Regions from separate parts of the Homo sapiens genome. Here region 1 is linked to region 2. A link is an interaction called in ENCODE POLR2A ChIA-PET data of the cell type or tissue named here. Cell type or tissue: PC-9. All regions are shown on one strand. Each heading gives the region's core, and the rest is flanking DNA. Links, peaks and the distances in the headings are about the cores only. Region 1 overlaps CHST11 (carbohydrate sulfotransferase 11). Region 2 holds the start of TXNRD1-AS1 (TXNRD1 antisense RNA 1).

The links. Peaks named below come from ENCODE experiments on the same cell type or tissue, not always from the same donor. Only the 100,000 strongest peaks of a DNase experiment are listed, where the experiment ranks them.
Region 1: POLR2A ChIA-PET joins it to region 2 with 21 read pairs; 2 of 35 experiments call an interaction of 5 or more read pairs at or near these places.

Annotation. Positions count from the first base shown.
Region 1 is chr12:104,585,056-104,598,547 of GRCh38, reverse strand. The region is part of intron 1 of CHST11 (carbohydrate sulfotransferase 11); the gene reads right to left. It overlaps MIR3922 (microRNA 3922), which reads right to left and starts at 6,915; the gene lies at 6,832-6,915. In PC-9, for the core only: no CTCF peak of the experiment used is centred there; a DNase peak (open chromatin) is centred at 9,927; H3K4me3 peaks cover 2,308 bases; H3K27ac peaks cover 2,500 bases.
Region 2 is chr12:104,279,933-104,282,432 of GRCh38, reverse strand. The region is part of intron 3 of TXNRD1 (thioredoxin reductase 1); the gene reads right to left. TXNRD1-AS1 (TXNRD1 antisense RNA 1) reads left to right here and starts at 1,590. Exons shown (of 2, transcript XR_007063431.1): 1 at 1,590-2,149. RefSeq lists a silencer at 68-362. In PC-9, for the core only: no CTCF peak of the experiment used is centred there; DNase peaks (open chromatin) are centred at 132, 642 and 1,492; H3K4me3 peaks cover 1,658 bases; H3K27ac peaks cover 2,500 bases.

The DNA.
Region 1 (13,492 bases), core at 8,823-11,322, 310 kb before region 2:
AGGCCCAGGAATCTGCATTTTAATAAGACTTCCCCACCATGGGGAAGAGAGACACAAATTATACTCTTTATGCTTTCTGATTCTTGAGCATCCAATTACAGAATAAACAATTTCCACACAACCTGGCTCCATCTACCTCAGAAGACACTGTAGCATCTACAATAAGAGCTGTAGAACATCTCCTACTGCTGATGCTGTGCGAAGGTTCGGACCCTCCCTAGAAGCTGAGCTCCACTGTACCCTCTCAGGTTTAGACCACTGGGGGCTTTTGGTTTCCAGGGGCCACAAATGACTTCTGGGCTAGTCATATGTAAATGGTAACAATGAGGACCTACTCTGTTGCCTGGGATGCAAAGGAAGGACCAGCAATTATGCACATGAGTATATTCACCTCACATGTATCTTACAAGTGGCATTAGGGAAGTTTGAGTAACCAAGGCCCAGATGGTGGCAGCTAACTTTTAGAGGGCACCAATGCTTCGCCAAGCAGTTCACATATTTAATCCCCACAACAGTCCCATGGTGCGGGTACTACTACCATTCTCACTTTACTGATGAGAATACTGAGGCATGGCAGGGTTAGGTAACTTGCCCAGGTCTCATGACTAGAAAGAGGTGGAGACAGAATTCTGCCTTAGACAGCCCATGGTCTCAGCTGCCACACTGGGTCACCTCTTCACTGACAGGTAAGTCAAACATCTCCCTAGTCTCCTCCTGGCCTGAGACCTGGTTGGCTGGCCACTTCCAGGACAAGTCCAAAATACAACAGGATTCATCAAAATGCTGTGATGGCAAACTATTAATTAATGGTTTCATTACACTCATTCATTCGACAAGTTTTTATCAAGCACCTACGATGTGCAGGGCAACTCGCCAGGCACTGGGTTTGGGGATAGAGCCTCTCTCTAACCTATTCATTTGTTGCTGTGGTGCTTGGCACGTAGTAGGTACTCAAAAGGTTTATGAATGATAGAAGATTTAACACTTCCTTTAAGAGCATCAGAGAGGTTTGGTTCTTGCTATATAAGGAGAAAACTGCCAGTAGCATTAGGCTATGGTTATTTTTTTTTCCTTTGAAAAATGAAAGGTCTGATGATCAAAAGCCCCGCAAAAGAAATCCCTGAGGCCCTGAGGACATTTAACGGCAGGCTTCTGCTGTCCACCCCGCCCACTGGGAGTTTTATTTAGCCACAACACTTGTTTTCTCCTCTCTAAACTCAAATCAATGGGATTAAAGATTTTTTTTTAAAGAATCTAATTAGCTCAATTTACAGTATGATTTCTTGGACCCAGGAACAGTTCTATATCTCCCACGATACATAAATGAAGCTAAAATTAAACTCAAGCCGCTCGTGTTTGTTTCATTGTAATGAAGAGCACGTTGTTTTCAAGTGGACACTCCATTCCCAGTCTGCTAACTGAGAGCAGCCCACGGAGAGCTGGCTCAGGACAAAGGAATGAAGCCCACCTGGTTCTCTGGGCGACTCCCTGTGACCCCTCTCAGTGCTGCTGGAATGCAGGGGAGATGCTGGATTGTTAATTCAGGTCTGAAGACATAGAACTGAAATACTGTGGGACCCTGAGTAGGAACTTGCCTCTCACGCATGTCCTAAAACCAAAGACATTCAGAATTCCAAGGGATTCGAGTATAGGCCAATCCCCTCGATTTACAGAAGAAACTCGGAGACCTTACATGCTTGCCTGAACTGCCCAGTGTAGCTAGCAGCAGAACCAGGGACGGAAGTCATATCTCACAAAATAAACTACCACGTAGCGAGAATGTACCATGTATCTGATGCCTGACACAATGCTCAGCCTTTTTCTCACATTGTTTCATTGAATCCTCATAAAAAAACACTTTAAGTTAGATGTAATAATGATATCATCTAGTCCCACTTTGCACTTGAGAAAACTGAAGCCCAGAGAGGTTAAGTAACTTGTCCAAGATCACACAGTCAGCAAGGGCAAGTAGCAAATTGACAACCCACGTCTGTTTATTTCCAGCACTGGTGCTCTTCACCGTGCTGTCTCGAAAGGCAGTAAAAGACGCTTTTACCCTTACAACTCCTACCATTTTTGGACTGTCACTTCCCTCAACATTTCGAAATGAAGCACTGCTGTACTAAATCACCCAAGTCCAGATGGGTCTCTGCTCCTTCCGCTGGCAAAACAACTCTAATACTCGGTTGACTTCGGACACTTTCCAAATCTCCGGACTTGCTAACAGGCTGGGCATGATTCATCTGCTCCACACTCTGAGAGTGCAGAGCAGCAATGCAGTTGCAGAAACGTTTTTTCCAAATGCACAAATTCATGCTGGAACCCTAGCAGTGTGGCCCAGCCCATCTGTCAAGACAGAACAGTGTCTGATTCAACCTCATCAAGTTAGAGGAGTGAGCAATACCCAGCTCCTTCAGAAGGAGCTGCTCCTGCAAAGACAGGCAATTCTGTTTTGTACCTGGGGGACCCAAAGTCAGCCCTCAAAGGACATTAAATCTCCCAGCTCTTCCTCATCCTCTTCTGAGGTCACTGTGATGAAACTAGAGTGACCAACCAGTCTAGTTTGCCTGGTCCAAGGAGATCCCCAGGATTCAGGACTTTGAGTGCTAAAACCAAGTAAGTTCCAGGCAAACCAAGATGAGTTGCTCACCCAGCAACACCATTTGGAAGGAGAAGCTTCAACCAGAATTGGATTCAAGTCCTAGTTTTACCCATTAACTAGGCTTGGGACCTTGGGTCAACTTCCTAATCTCTGAAACTCAACTATGCAATGCAGTTAATAATGCCTGTATTATAAGGTGGTAGTGGGAATGAAATGGCACCTGGTCCATGGCACTCAACTAGCCTGGTCCATGGCACTCAAAAACTGTCCATGTGGAAAGCCACAGAGCTGGATCCCAGCCCTGGCTCTGCCACCAAACTAAGATCTTCACTTTGAACAAGGTCTCCCTGGGCCTCGTTTTCTCCTTCGTCAGGTGAAGAGGTTCAACCAGGTGATCGCTAAGTCCCTTCCAACTCTAAATTCCTAACTTCCAAACACAGGGCGGTGGGGCATCTCCCTGTAGAACCATGGGTTAAACAAGCCCTAGAATTGCTCAGGTTTGGGGAGTCAAGGTGGAAGGTGTGGTGGGTGGGGAGCAGTGAAACAGTAATTGGTGTAGGAGGAAAGAATCTGAGGCCAGGAGAGGCAGGGAATGGAAAAGCAACACCTAGCTGTGAGAACAATCTCTACCTGGTTACAATCCACCAGGGTTTTAAAACCCCTGGTGGTGAGGTTTTTATCATTTTCTAATAATAACACAAAAATAGTGACATCCCCTCCAAAAAAAACCTTATATAGAAGCAGAGCTGGTAGTCTGTAGCTCAGTGGGGCATGGGCCACAGGGGTAGCTTTTAGGACAAACTCCTTGTCTCGGTAACCCAGCTGCAACCTGAAGCTCTCCCAGGAGGGAATCAGAGTTAGGGGATCTCAGAGTGGGAAGAATCTGACCTCTAACAGAGGCACCTTGAAGCTCTCCTTAGCAATGACTAACATTATGTTGAGTTCAGCACTGCCAACACTCTCCTTTTATTTTTACTTTATTTTATTTTTTATGTTTTTGAGACAGTGTCTCGCTCTGTCATCCAGGCTGGAGGGCAGTGGCCCAATCTCAACCTCTACCTCCCAGGCTCAACCGATCCTCCCACCTCAGCCTCCCCAGTGCCTGGGACTACAGACATATGCCACCATGCCCAGATAATTTTTGCAATTTTTTTGTAGAAACAGTTTTGCCATGTTGCCCAGGCTGGTCTTGAACTCCTGCATTCAAGCAATCCTCCCACCTTGGTCTCCCAGAGTGCTGGGATTACAGGCGTGAGCCACCACGTCAAGCCCTACTCTCCTTTTAAATGCAAAAGAAGAAACTTAGAACCCAAGTGCATTGTTTAAGTTGATTTCTGGAAGGAATACCAGAACTGGAGGAAAGAGAAGAAAAAGCAAAATAAAAGCGGGGATGGGGGAGAAGAGGAGGGAGAGTACAGAAGCCCGAAGCCTTCTACATCACAGTTTGGCTTAGACATGGTTCAATCCTAAACCGTTCTCATAAATATGAGAGGTAAACAGAAGCCAATAAGTCCTCCCGAAAACTACATCTGAAGCTAATCCACTCCGAGATTTAAAAATACCCAGGAACCACTATCTCTGTGAGATTTCATTTTATTTCAAGGATCCTGTAGCTCTTTGAATCCAAACTCATGTTTGGAGTCTGAGGGTTTCTTAGCCCTCGTCTGGTCACCCTGCTCATTTGCAGAGGAAAATACTGGGCCCAGTGTGGGGACAGAATGGCCAGAGGTCCCAAAGCAGGGCTGGAGATCACACCTGGGCCTGGCCAAGCCCCTCACCTGCCAGGTTTGCCCCTCTCTACCTGTCCACTGCCTAAGTGCTCCGTGCATAGCAGGTACTCGGTATGTTTGTGTCAAATGAATAAAAACAACAGATCAAGTGATCTGAGGACTTAACCAAAGATATTCTACTAAAGGGTATCAGACCAAATGACTTACTAATAGCAAATGAACAAAGAAGAGGAGTTAGCATGTTCTCTCCTGAAAAATTCTTCTCAAAGTGCCAATGCTTCCTCAAAGTGGTTTAATTACCTTAGCCAAAGTAGTTAAATCAAAAAGAAAAATTAATATGATATGCTGTCGTGGTGCTGTGATGTGCCTTAAATGAACTCTCCAAGACCCAGTAAACATGAGCCTTCATTACTGTCTCTCTCTATTACTTACCACCAGCCAGGAGGTAGGTCGTATCACACCCATTTTACAGACAAGGAAGCTGAGGCTCAAAGAAGTTAAGGACTGACCCAGCGACATAGCTAGTGAATGTCAGAGTTGGGATTCAAACCCACAAACCAGCATGCTTTCCCCCACTCCTGGGAAATGGGACATGTCACAGCTTACAGATGTTTGGGACTGATAGAGACCAAGCAAATAGGCAGTCCCAAATGTTGACCCGATATCCTCCCACCAATCAGGCCTTCAGGAGCTTTACAAAACATTCAGCACGCTTGTATTCACAACTGACTTTTCAGGAGCCTCGAAACAGTGAGGTGAAAATAGGGTTCAGCCTAACCTGTCATTCATGCCATTATCAAACTTAAGTTTTCCAACTTCCCATTCCTTCCCTCACCCAGTCCCTCCCACAGGGACAATTCAGAGCCATTAAAACCATTCCCAAATCTCTCTCTCCTTACTGGAGACCCTATAAGCAAATTCACTGAAGAATACTGAGGGATTTGGGGTTGATTTGATTTGAGAATAATCTGAACCTATATCATAGCCATTCCCGTGTTGGCCTCTCCTACTCCAGCTCCTCAAAGCAAGAGCCCCTCCCGACGCCCAGCCTGTAGAAGGTGGTTGTAGAACTAAAGTGAATTAAACTTGGCATATGAAGGTCAAGGGAGTAAATCTAAGAATTACGTGAATGTGCTTGGTATAGCTTGGGAAAAGATGCAGCTTCATCCAAGAGCCGTGAGATTTACTGACATGGAAGCCTTCCAGTGGGGACTCTAATACTCAGCTTTGAAGAATATAGTGTATACATTAAAATATTTACCGGCCAGGAGAAGAACTGGGTCACCAAATGGAGTCCCCCAAACCAATGGCCCCAGCAGCCAACCCATTCCCTCTTTTAGAGAATTCTGGCCCATCTGCAGAAACATGCCCAGACAGCATGCCTACTTCCGAAAGTATAAGATCCCTGTCCAAGTACAAATCAGTTGTCAACCTGACAGGTTAGTGCACCATCAGGCACATCTAAGACAAAAAGGGCCCTTTAGAGACCACCTAGTCCAATGACTTTCACAGAAGGAAAGAGAATGAATCTACGTGGTTAGGGAAAGTATCCTCAAAACTGATTCTGACTGAGCAAGAGAAATGGCAGGACGCAAAGTGCTATAATCTGGATGTTTGTGTCCCCACTAAAATTCATGTTAAAATATTAACCCCCAAGATAATCATTTTAGAGGGTGGGGACTTTGGAAGGTGATTTGGTCATGGGGGTAGAGCCCTCTTAAATGGAATTAGTGCCCTTATAAAAGACGTCCCAAAAAAGACCACTTACCCCCTCCACCATGTGAGGACATAGCAAGAAGGGACTGTCTATGAACCAGAAAGCAGGGCCTCACCAGACACCAAATCTGCCAATGCTTTGGTCTTGGACTTCCCAGCCTCCAGAACTGTGAGGAATAAATTTCTGTTGTGTATAAGCCACCCAGTTTATGGTATTTTGTTGTAGCACCCTGAACAGATTAAGACACAAACCTCAAACATAATCCTCCTGGCCAGTGGGGTATGCTGCCCACCCACTGAGAGCATGAGAGACGGGAAGGGAGAAGAGAGAAAGGGAGAGTAAGGGAGAGAAGGGGAAGGGAGGAGAGGAGATGGGAGGGGAGAGGAGGGGAGAAGAGGGGAGGGGAGGGGAGGAGGTGCCAGGTATTAAAAGATTAAACCACCTCATCCCTAACCCCATTTTGCAGGTAAAGAAATGGACGTGCAGGATAGAAGGTGATCTGTCCAAGGACACACTGCTGGCTATAGGCCGAGTTGCAGCTAAAATGAAGATCTCCTGATTCCTGGCCTCATCCCTTTCTCTTTTTGCATGTGATTTACATACAAATATATATAGAAAACCGAGACAAGTTTTATTTTAAAAGTACTATCCTTACTATGTGTGACAAACTAACATTTTCTATTGTTCTTTTATGAACTACTAGTCACAACTCATTAAATCCATTTTACAACACACCCGTGGGTCATGGTGCATGCTTTGAAAACGTCTGACTCAGATATCTGGAAAGAGTCAAGTCAAGGCCAGAAGTCCCACAGGTGTGCTTTCCAGCCCTGCTGTGGGACCTCTGGCCTTGACTTGACTCTTCCTTTAAGTTCAATTTGAGGGTGCTTATGAATGGAATATGTTAAACATTGATAAAGAGAACTCATGGCTTCCACAGCTAAAATTTCCCTCCCACAATGTTCACCATCACAGTGGATGCCACCATCATGCCCCTAGCTGTGACCAAACAGTGAGGAATTTTCTTAAATTCCCTTTTCTGTCTGCTATGCCCCACCCATCAGCATGTCTCTGTCCTCACCGCCCTGGTACAAGCCATCATCGCCTTCCCCTTGGGCTATGACAAAAACCTCTTAACTGGTATCCCTGCTGCCACCCTGGCCTCCCTACTCTATTCTCTACCAGCGGCCAGAATAATCTTCTAGAAACGTAAATCAGATCATAACAGCCTTCCTGCTCCAAAGACCTGCCACCATCTTAGAACAAAATCCAAAGTCTTTCCACGGCCCAGAGGCCCCCCATGATATAGCCCCGCCTGCCTCTGCCCCTCCTCCACCATACTGGTCATCTTGCTCTTTCTCCAAAAAACCAAGCATGAGCCTCAGGGCCTTTGCACTCACTGCTCTGTCAGCCTGGAGTCCCTCTCCCAACACCAACAACTGTTCTCTTCTTTACTCTGCCCTCTGACCGCATCATCAGGTCCCCAGAGAGAGCTTCCCTGGACACACTGTCTCCCATGGCCTCACTTCCTCTCTCTCCTGTTCCTCCCATTCTTTGCTATATTCTTTTTTTTTTTTAAGACAGGGTCTCGTTCTCTCACCCAGGCTGGAGTAAAGTGGTGCGATATTGGCTCACTGCAACCCCCACCTCCCATGTTCGAGCAATTCTTGTGCCTCAGCCTCCCAAGTAGCTGGGATTACAGGCGTGTGCCACCATGTCCAGCTAATTTTTGGCATTTTTAAGTACACAGGGTTTCACCATGTTGGCCAGGCTGGTCTTGAACTCCTGGCTTCAAGTGATCTGCCCGCCTCAGTCTCCCAAAGTGCTGGGATTACAGGCATGAGCCACTGCGCCCCGCCTGCCATATGCTTCTTCAAGGCATTGATTCTCTCCTGTCTTTTTATCTTAAATGCTTTATTGGCTGTTGTCTGTTGCCACCACGAGACCCTAAGTTTCATGAGCAAAAGGACTTGGACTGTCTTGTCTATCACAATATCCTCGGTTCCTAAAAGGGGCCTAAATTCAGGGCTGAATGAATAAATGAATGAATGGAAGTGCCTTTCCCAAAAGACAGGAAACTAAACCGTTTTGAAATACAGTCACCCCAGTCCAAGGTCTTCTAAACTTTCCTGATAAGAGTCATCCGAGGTACTTATTTAAAAAACATATATTCCCAGCCCTTCTGAATCAGATTCTCCTACAAAGGGGCCTGGGAAGCTTCAAGCTTGATGAGCACCCCAGGGGATTTGTATCTTGGAAGAGTCTGGGGATGCTGGATCAGCTAGACATGAGGAACAGGTGCGCACATAGACAGCGCACGTGCAGGCCATCTGGAGAAGAGGAGGGGGAGAAACTGTGCCAGATGGGGCCAACGAGGCCAGGGGCCTGGGTGTAGGTACTTACAAGGGTCATGCGGCACCTAATAGCCAAGGGACGGGCCAGCTAGGGTGAGGCATCTTCATTTATTTATTTATTTATTTATTTAATTTTGAGACAGAGTCTCGCTTTGTTGCCCAGGCTGGAGTGCAGTGGCGCCATCTTGGCTCACTGCAGCCTCCTCCTCCCGGATTCAAGCAATTCTCCTGCCTCAGCCTCCCGAGTAGCTGGGATTACAGGCATGTGCCACCACGCCCAGCTAATTTTTGTATTTTCGTAGAGACGGGGTTTCACCATGTTGACCACGCTGGTCTTGAACTCCTGACCTCAGGTGATCCGCCTGCCTCAGCCTCCCAAAGTGCTGGGAACTTTAAGTCATCCCAGAAAAGGATTTGAGGCCAAACCGAAAAAGCATTCATTTGATTCTGTAGTCAAACCAGAACCCTTGAATAAGTTCTTCAAGGCAAGAAATAATACAACTGCAGTTTTGCTTTTTTGTTATTGTGATAAAATACACATAACATAAAATTTACCATTTTGACCACTTTCAGGTGTCCAGGTCAGTGGCATTAAGTACATTCACATTCTTGTGCAACTATCACCAACTATACATCACTTTGTACTTATTAAATAACAACTCCCCATTCCCGTCTCTCTTGTCCCTGGTAACCCCCATTCTATTTCCTGTCTCTATGAATTTGAATTTTTTTTTTTTTTTTTTTGAGACAAGATCTTGCTGTGTCACTCAGGCTGGAGTGCAGTGGTACAATCTTGGCTCACTGCAACCTCTGCCTTCCAGTCTCAAGCAATCCTCCCACCTCAACCTTCAGAGTAGCTGGGACTACAGACACAGGCCACCATCATTGACTAATTTTTGAATTTTTTTTATAGAGATGGGTTTCGCCATGTTGCCCAGGCTTGCCTTGAATTCCTGGACTCAAGCAATCCACCCACCTCGGCCTCCCAAAGTGCTGGAATTACAGATGTGAGCCACCAAACCCAGCTGAATTAGAATATTCTAAGTACTTCATACAAGTAGGATCATACAGTGTCTGTCCTTTTGTGTCTGGCTTTTTTCACTTAGCGTAATGTTTTCTAAGTCCATCCATGCTGTAGGATGTATGAGAATTTCGTTATTCTGACATATTATTATTCTGAATAATATCCCATCATACATACCACTATTCATTCATCCACTGATGGGCATTAGGGTTGCTTCCACCTTCTGGCCACCGTGACTCATGCTGCTATGAACACGGGTGTTCAGGTATCTATGCAACTCCTGGCTGCGGTTTTGCTTTTTAAGCTGTTTTGCTGGGACGTGGAGCAACACCCTGAGGCGGAGCCCAGAGGCTGCTGGTGAGCAGGTTGGCTGGTGGCCTCCAAGTTGGTGCTGTAAGGATGGCAGGTGGGCAATGGAGCATGGCTGTCATGTACAGAACTTTAGAACAGTGACCTTAGGTCAAACATCACCGGGATGGACTTCAGTCAGCTCTCACTTAACTAAGTCTTAAAGCTGTTTGTGAGCCCGAGGCAGGCAAGGAAGGAATCAAGACATAAGGAAGCCACCTGGGTGGGTCTGGTCTTTGGCGGCAAGACATTGGAATGAGCCAGTCTGTGACTCAAGTCTGGGTCATAGGCTGCAGGAACCCACTCAGAGCAGAGCTCAGTTCTGAAGAAAGCAGCTTCAGCCTTCTGAGGCTGTAACCCGAAAAGTGGCTTGAGAAGGTGACCCCAATATTGTTTGAGATGCCAAAATTGTTTTCTTAAAAACCTAGGATGATTGCAAATGAAGTGCAAAAAATGTCCAGAACTGGTAAGTACATAGACACAGAAAGTAGACCAGCAATTGCCTAAGGCCAGGGGTGGGGATGGCAAGTGACAATAAATAGACACAGAGTTTCTTTCTAGGGTGATGGAAATGTTCTAAAATTAGACTGCGGGGATGCTGTACGGCTCTATAAATATGCTAAAATTCATTGAATTCTACACTTAAAGTGGGTGAATTTTACATGTAAATAGTATTTCAATAAAACTGTTTTTAAAATAAGTATAGAGATGTTTAAGAATCAACCCATAATATTAATATTTTCAAGATTTTGGCCTCTTTGAATAGATCTACATTGCAATACAATATGAAAGACTTAATTGAACAATTTATTTGATTTGAAATTTTAAGCTGAAATCTAAGTTTATATATAATACTAGAGCATTTTAAAAAACCTAATCTCCTCCAGCCCGGGTGACAGAGTGAGACTCCATCTCAAAAAAAAAAAACAAAAAACAAAAAACAAACTTAATCTCTAACGAATTGAAGAGTCTGAAACAATAAATAAATAAATAAATAAATAAATAAATAAATAAATCTTAAGATTCACCATATTTCTAAGTTTGAGGCATTAGATTTCTATTATGTAAATACTTGAGCCGGGCAGGATGGTGAACACATGTAATCCCAGCACTTTGGAAGGCTAAGGCGGGTGGATTGCTTGAGCCCAGGTGTTCGAGACCTGCCTGGGCAACAGGACAAAACCCCATCTCTACAAAAAATACAAACACCACCAAGGTGTGGTGGTGCACGCCTGTAGTCCCAGCCACTGGGGAGGCTGAAGTGGGAGGACAGCTTGAGCCCAGGAGGTTGAGGCTGCAGTGAGCCATGATCCTGCCACTGCACTCTAGTCTGGGCAACCGCTTGAGACCCTATCTCAAAATAAATAAACAAATGAATAAATAAATGCTTGTTCATTAATTGGGCAAATGAAGTATTCAAAAATAACTGTAAATAGATGACATTTTAGATGCAATTTAAATTGTTATCAGAAGATTAAGTGTGTTAAAGGACCAAATATTAATTAAAGGCCACCCTAAATGTATCTGTTGAAGGCTTATGAATAGAAGAGTAAGATTCGAAATTTAAAGGTAGCTTCCTAGATTTGTGAGTTTAATTTTATTAGAAGCCTTTTCTGTATACCACTGTCATCACAGTGACATGAAAAAGACCTCACATTAACAGAGAAGATAACTGATAGGAATTGGCATCTTCAGGCTGGCCTAAGGGGCGGAGGGTGTGAGTGTCTGGGGTAAAGGAGAACCAGCCCCTACCCCAAACCTCAGCATAAATTGTCCCTGAAAACCCCCACAGTAGTAGAAGAACTTTATTGCTGAGAAACTTAAGACGCTGTGGAAAAAACGCAGTTCAAGGAATTGATATTGGCAGTTAACCTGGGGAAGTCCTCATAAATTACATTTTATGTTCACTTAAATAAAACAAGAGAGACAGCACTGCAACACAGATCATATTAATTACATTTTACACACTTCAAATGAGTAATTATAAGCCTTATACGTTTACTTTGCATTTATCCTTCCTTGCCTGCTGAAGAATGTTCCCCTCTCCCTGCAGTTTCCCTGGAATGCTTATACATTTATTTTGCAGTGAGGCAGAAAACATGCCGAAGTGCTTTCTTCCCTGCCTGGCGCTCCAAGTCTGATTTTACAACCTGGACACGCTGATGTCTGCCTCTGGGGTTCCCCCATGGCTTCAGAGACAGAGTAACGTAGCTGCTGGAGAAAGGAAATAGTCCAGGTAACCTTTATTTAAGCTACTCAAGCATGGCGGGGCATTAACTCCAAACCTGCCTCCTCCCCTTGAGTCCAGAAAGCTGTTTAGTTCTGCCCAGGATAATCTCACACTCACACAGTCTTCACACAGTCTGACTGTGCCCAGCAACCCCACCTCACTCAGGCAGGCATCTCGCCCAGGGCTCCAGTCCCTCCCGGCCACACAACCTTTTAAAAGCCCAAGGGATTTTCGCCCATTCTTTGTCCATCTCAAGAGCACCTGGGCAAACCCTGAGCCTACCCAGGCTTCTGCTTTCTTTCCCTTTTCTCCACTCTTGTCCTAGAAGGCAGGAACAGGTCCTGGCTATGACCATGGTACAGTGGACTGCACAGTGTCCCTCCAAAATTCATATCCACTAGGGACCTGCAACCATGGATTGCAGTGTACAATCCACTGTGACGTGCTATGACCGTGATATAGTGGATTGCACAGTGTCCCTTCCAAATACATATCCACTGGGAACCTCAGAAGGTGACCTCCGGAAATAGAGTCTTTGCAGATATAATGAGTTAAATTAAGTGAGGTCAGACTAGTGTCCTTATGAGAAGAGGAGGGGACCCACAGAGACACACACAGGGAAGAGGGCCATGGAAGACAGAGGCAGAGATTCAAGTGATGCAGCTACAGGCCAGGACATGCCTAGGATTGCTGGGAGCCACCAGAAGCCAGGAAGAGGCAAGGAGGGATTCTTCCCTAGGGCCTTCAGAGGGAACACGGCCCTGCTGACACCTTGATTTTGGACCTCTGGTCTCCCTTTAGAACCATGGGAGAACAAATTTCTGTGGTTTAAAGCCACCCAGTGTGTGGGAATTTGTCATGGCAGCCCTAGCAAACTGATACACATGGGTTCCCATCTTGTGTGTCCTTGACAATATACTCAATCTCTTGGCCTCAGTTATCTCACCTATAAAATGGGGAGAACAATTTGCCTACCTAGTAGAGTTGTTGTGGGGACTGAATAAGTTCATCCATGTCACGTGTTTCGAGCAGGGCCTGGCCCAAGGTAAGTGCTCAATAAGCCATAATTAGTTCCCATTTCTAATTGTCCACTCCCTTGTCTTTCTAATTATTTGAGAGTATCTCAAAACCCTCTTCTATTCCAACCCAAATCTCACTGTTTTAAAACATACACATTAATCAGTGGACACACAATTATTTCACAAATCAGAGAGGAGCTGTTGCACAGTTAACAGACAGAAGGCGTTGATGATGTATGCTGGAGGCCTAAGCGCTTTGGCATTGCTGAAGGTGAGTACGAGGCAAGTGCAGGAGGCTGAAGTGCGGCTGTTGAACAAGTACTGTGAGCATCTTTTCTCCAGAAGCAAAGATAGCTGGAAAGACGATCTCTCCCCCAAGGAAAGGCATGCCTGCAGTAACAGAGCTGGGGCTTCCCAGGCAGCATCCATGGACCAAAACCCCTATTTCATTTCCATATTTTTAAGAGT
Region 2 (2,500 bases), core at 1-2,500:
AAAATTGGGTCATTCTTGTCATTCCCAATTAAATCAGAGCCAAGGGGCTAGGGGGAAAAGCACTCAGGGTACAAAACATTGCTCCAAGAATGTAATTCTCTGCAAGCCTGACTGCTGAAACTGCCTGTTGTAACCTGAGACCAGCTTTATCTATAAATGCTAAGAGAACTTGCTGAAACTCTAGGACTAATTTTGCCCACTGCCATCACTCACCAGAGCTTGCTAGCTCCCCAAACCCTAACTAGTCCCAAAGAACTTTCTTGAAGAGCAATATGTAACAGCTCTCCTGTTTCTAAAACCTCTAACCTTCTCTTTGTTCTTCAGACATACTGAAGACCACCCTGTCTGCATATATGCCCCAAATTGCTATTCTTTCTTTCCAAATAAAAAATTTTAATTTAGAGACTTGTCTCACATTTTTATTCTGGCTTCAACATACTAAAGCCCTAAGCTAGGAGTCTGCTTGACTTATCCAAGAATCCACAAAGTAACCAGTATGTCTAAAGCCTAATGAGTGAGAAAAAAAGTGGTAGGAAGTGAGGTCAGAGGAATAGCCAGGGGTCACATCCATCATCAGGCCATAGTCAGGATTTTGGATTTCATTTTAAATGTGGTAAGATGCCAGAGTGTGAAGAGAAGAGAAGGAAATGATTGTTGTATGATAAAATAATTGCTCAGTTGTGTGGAAAATAGGCTAAGGAGGGCAGGGACTTAAAAGTGGAGATATGGCCGGGCTCGGTGGCTCATGTCTGTAATCCCAGCACTTCAGGAGGCTGAGGCGGGCGGATCACGAGGTCAGGAGATTGAGATGAGCCTGGCTAACACAGTGAAACCCCATCTCTACTAAAAATACAAAAAATTAACCGGGCGTGGTAGCAGGCGCCTGTAGTCCCAGCTACTGGGGAGGCTGAGGCAGGAGAATGGCGTGAACCCGGGAGGCGGAGTTTGCAGTGAGCCGAGATCCCACCACTGCACTCCAGCCCGGGCGACACAGTGAGACTCCATCTCAAAAAGAAAAAAAAAAAAAAAAAAAGTGGAGATATGGAGATATACAGACCTGCTAGGAAGTTACTGTCCTGGTCCAAGCTAGAGATGATAAAGGCTGATTAGTGAGGTTAAAAAATACATTTGAAGGTAAAGCTAATTGCACAGATATATGTTGTACAGTTGTACAGATGGATGGAATAAGAGATGTAAGAGAAAGAGAATCAATGATAACGCTAGATTTCTGGCTTTAGCAATGGGGTAAATAATAGCACTCTTCAATGAAAAGCAGGAACACCCAGAGAGGAGGAAGAAAGATGGGAGGTGGGGGAAAACAATAGTTTGGGACAAATCCATAGTATGGGTTAACAGATCTATTATTATCCAAATGGAGAGGTTGACTAAGCAGTTGGATATGTAAGTATGGAGTTCAAGGGAGAAGTCAAGGCTAGAAATAAACATTTGGTGTCAAACATAAAAGATATTTAATACCATGTGTATTAGTCACAGCTCTTCAGAGAAACAGAACCAATAGGATACATGTATATATAGAGAGATTTTTTTCTTTTCTTTTTTTTAAAGAATTGACTCACACAGTTGTGAGGGCTGATAAGTCTGAAAACTCCAAGGCTGGCTGATAGGCTGGAAATTCAAGCAGGCATTGATGTGGCAATCTTGAGACTAACGGTGGTCTGGGTGCAGAATTGCTTCCTCTTTGGGAAACCTCCATCTTTTCTCTAAGGTCTTCAACTAATTGGATGAAGCCCATCCACATTATGGAGGGTCACTAGCTTTACTCAAAGCCTACTGATTTCATTGTAAGTCACATCTAAAAAATACCTTCACAGCAACATCTATGCTTTTATCTGCCAAACAACTGGGCACCGTATGCTAGCCAAGTTGACACATAAAATTAACTGTCACTCCATGGGACTAGATGAAATTACCCAGGAGTTAATGTATTTAGAGAAATAAAGATGGCCCAGGACAGAGCCCTGGCACGCTCAAACTGCAAAAGGGGAAAAGAACCCAGCAATGGAGCCTAAGAAGGAGCTGGCAGGAGGTAGGAGGAAAACCAAGACTGTGTGGTGTCTCAGAAGCCAATGAAGAAGTGCTCCAAAAAGGAAGATCAACTATTTCAAGCACTGCCAAGAAATCCTATAAGGTAAGGGCTGAGTCATGGAGGTCACTTATGAAAATGGTGGTAGGTAAGAAATCCTAATTAGAAGAAGTTCAGCAAGAAACAGAAAATAAGGAAATGGAGGGAGTAAGTATAGGCAACTCTTAAAGGGGTTTTGCTATAAAAACAAAACAAAACAAAACAACAATAGGAAAGGAGCTAAAGAGGGATGTAGGATAGAGGAATTTTTTTTTTTTTTTTTTTTTGAGACAGAGTCTCACTCTGTCACCCAGGCTGGAGTGCAGAGGCACGATCTCAGCTCATTGCAACCTCTGCCTCCTGGGTTCAAGCAATTCTCCTGCCTCAGCCTCTCGAGTAGCTGGGACTACAGGTGCA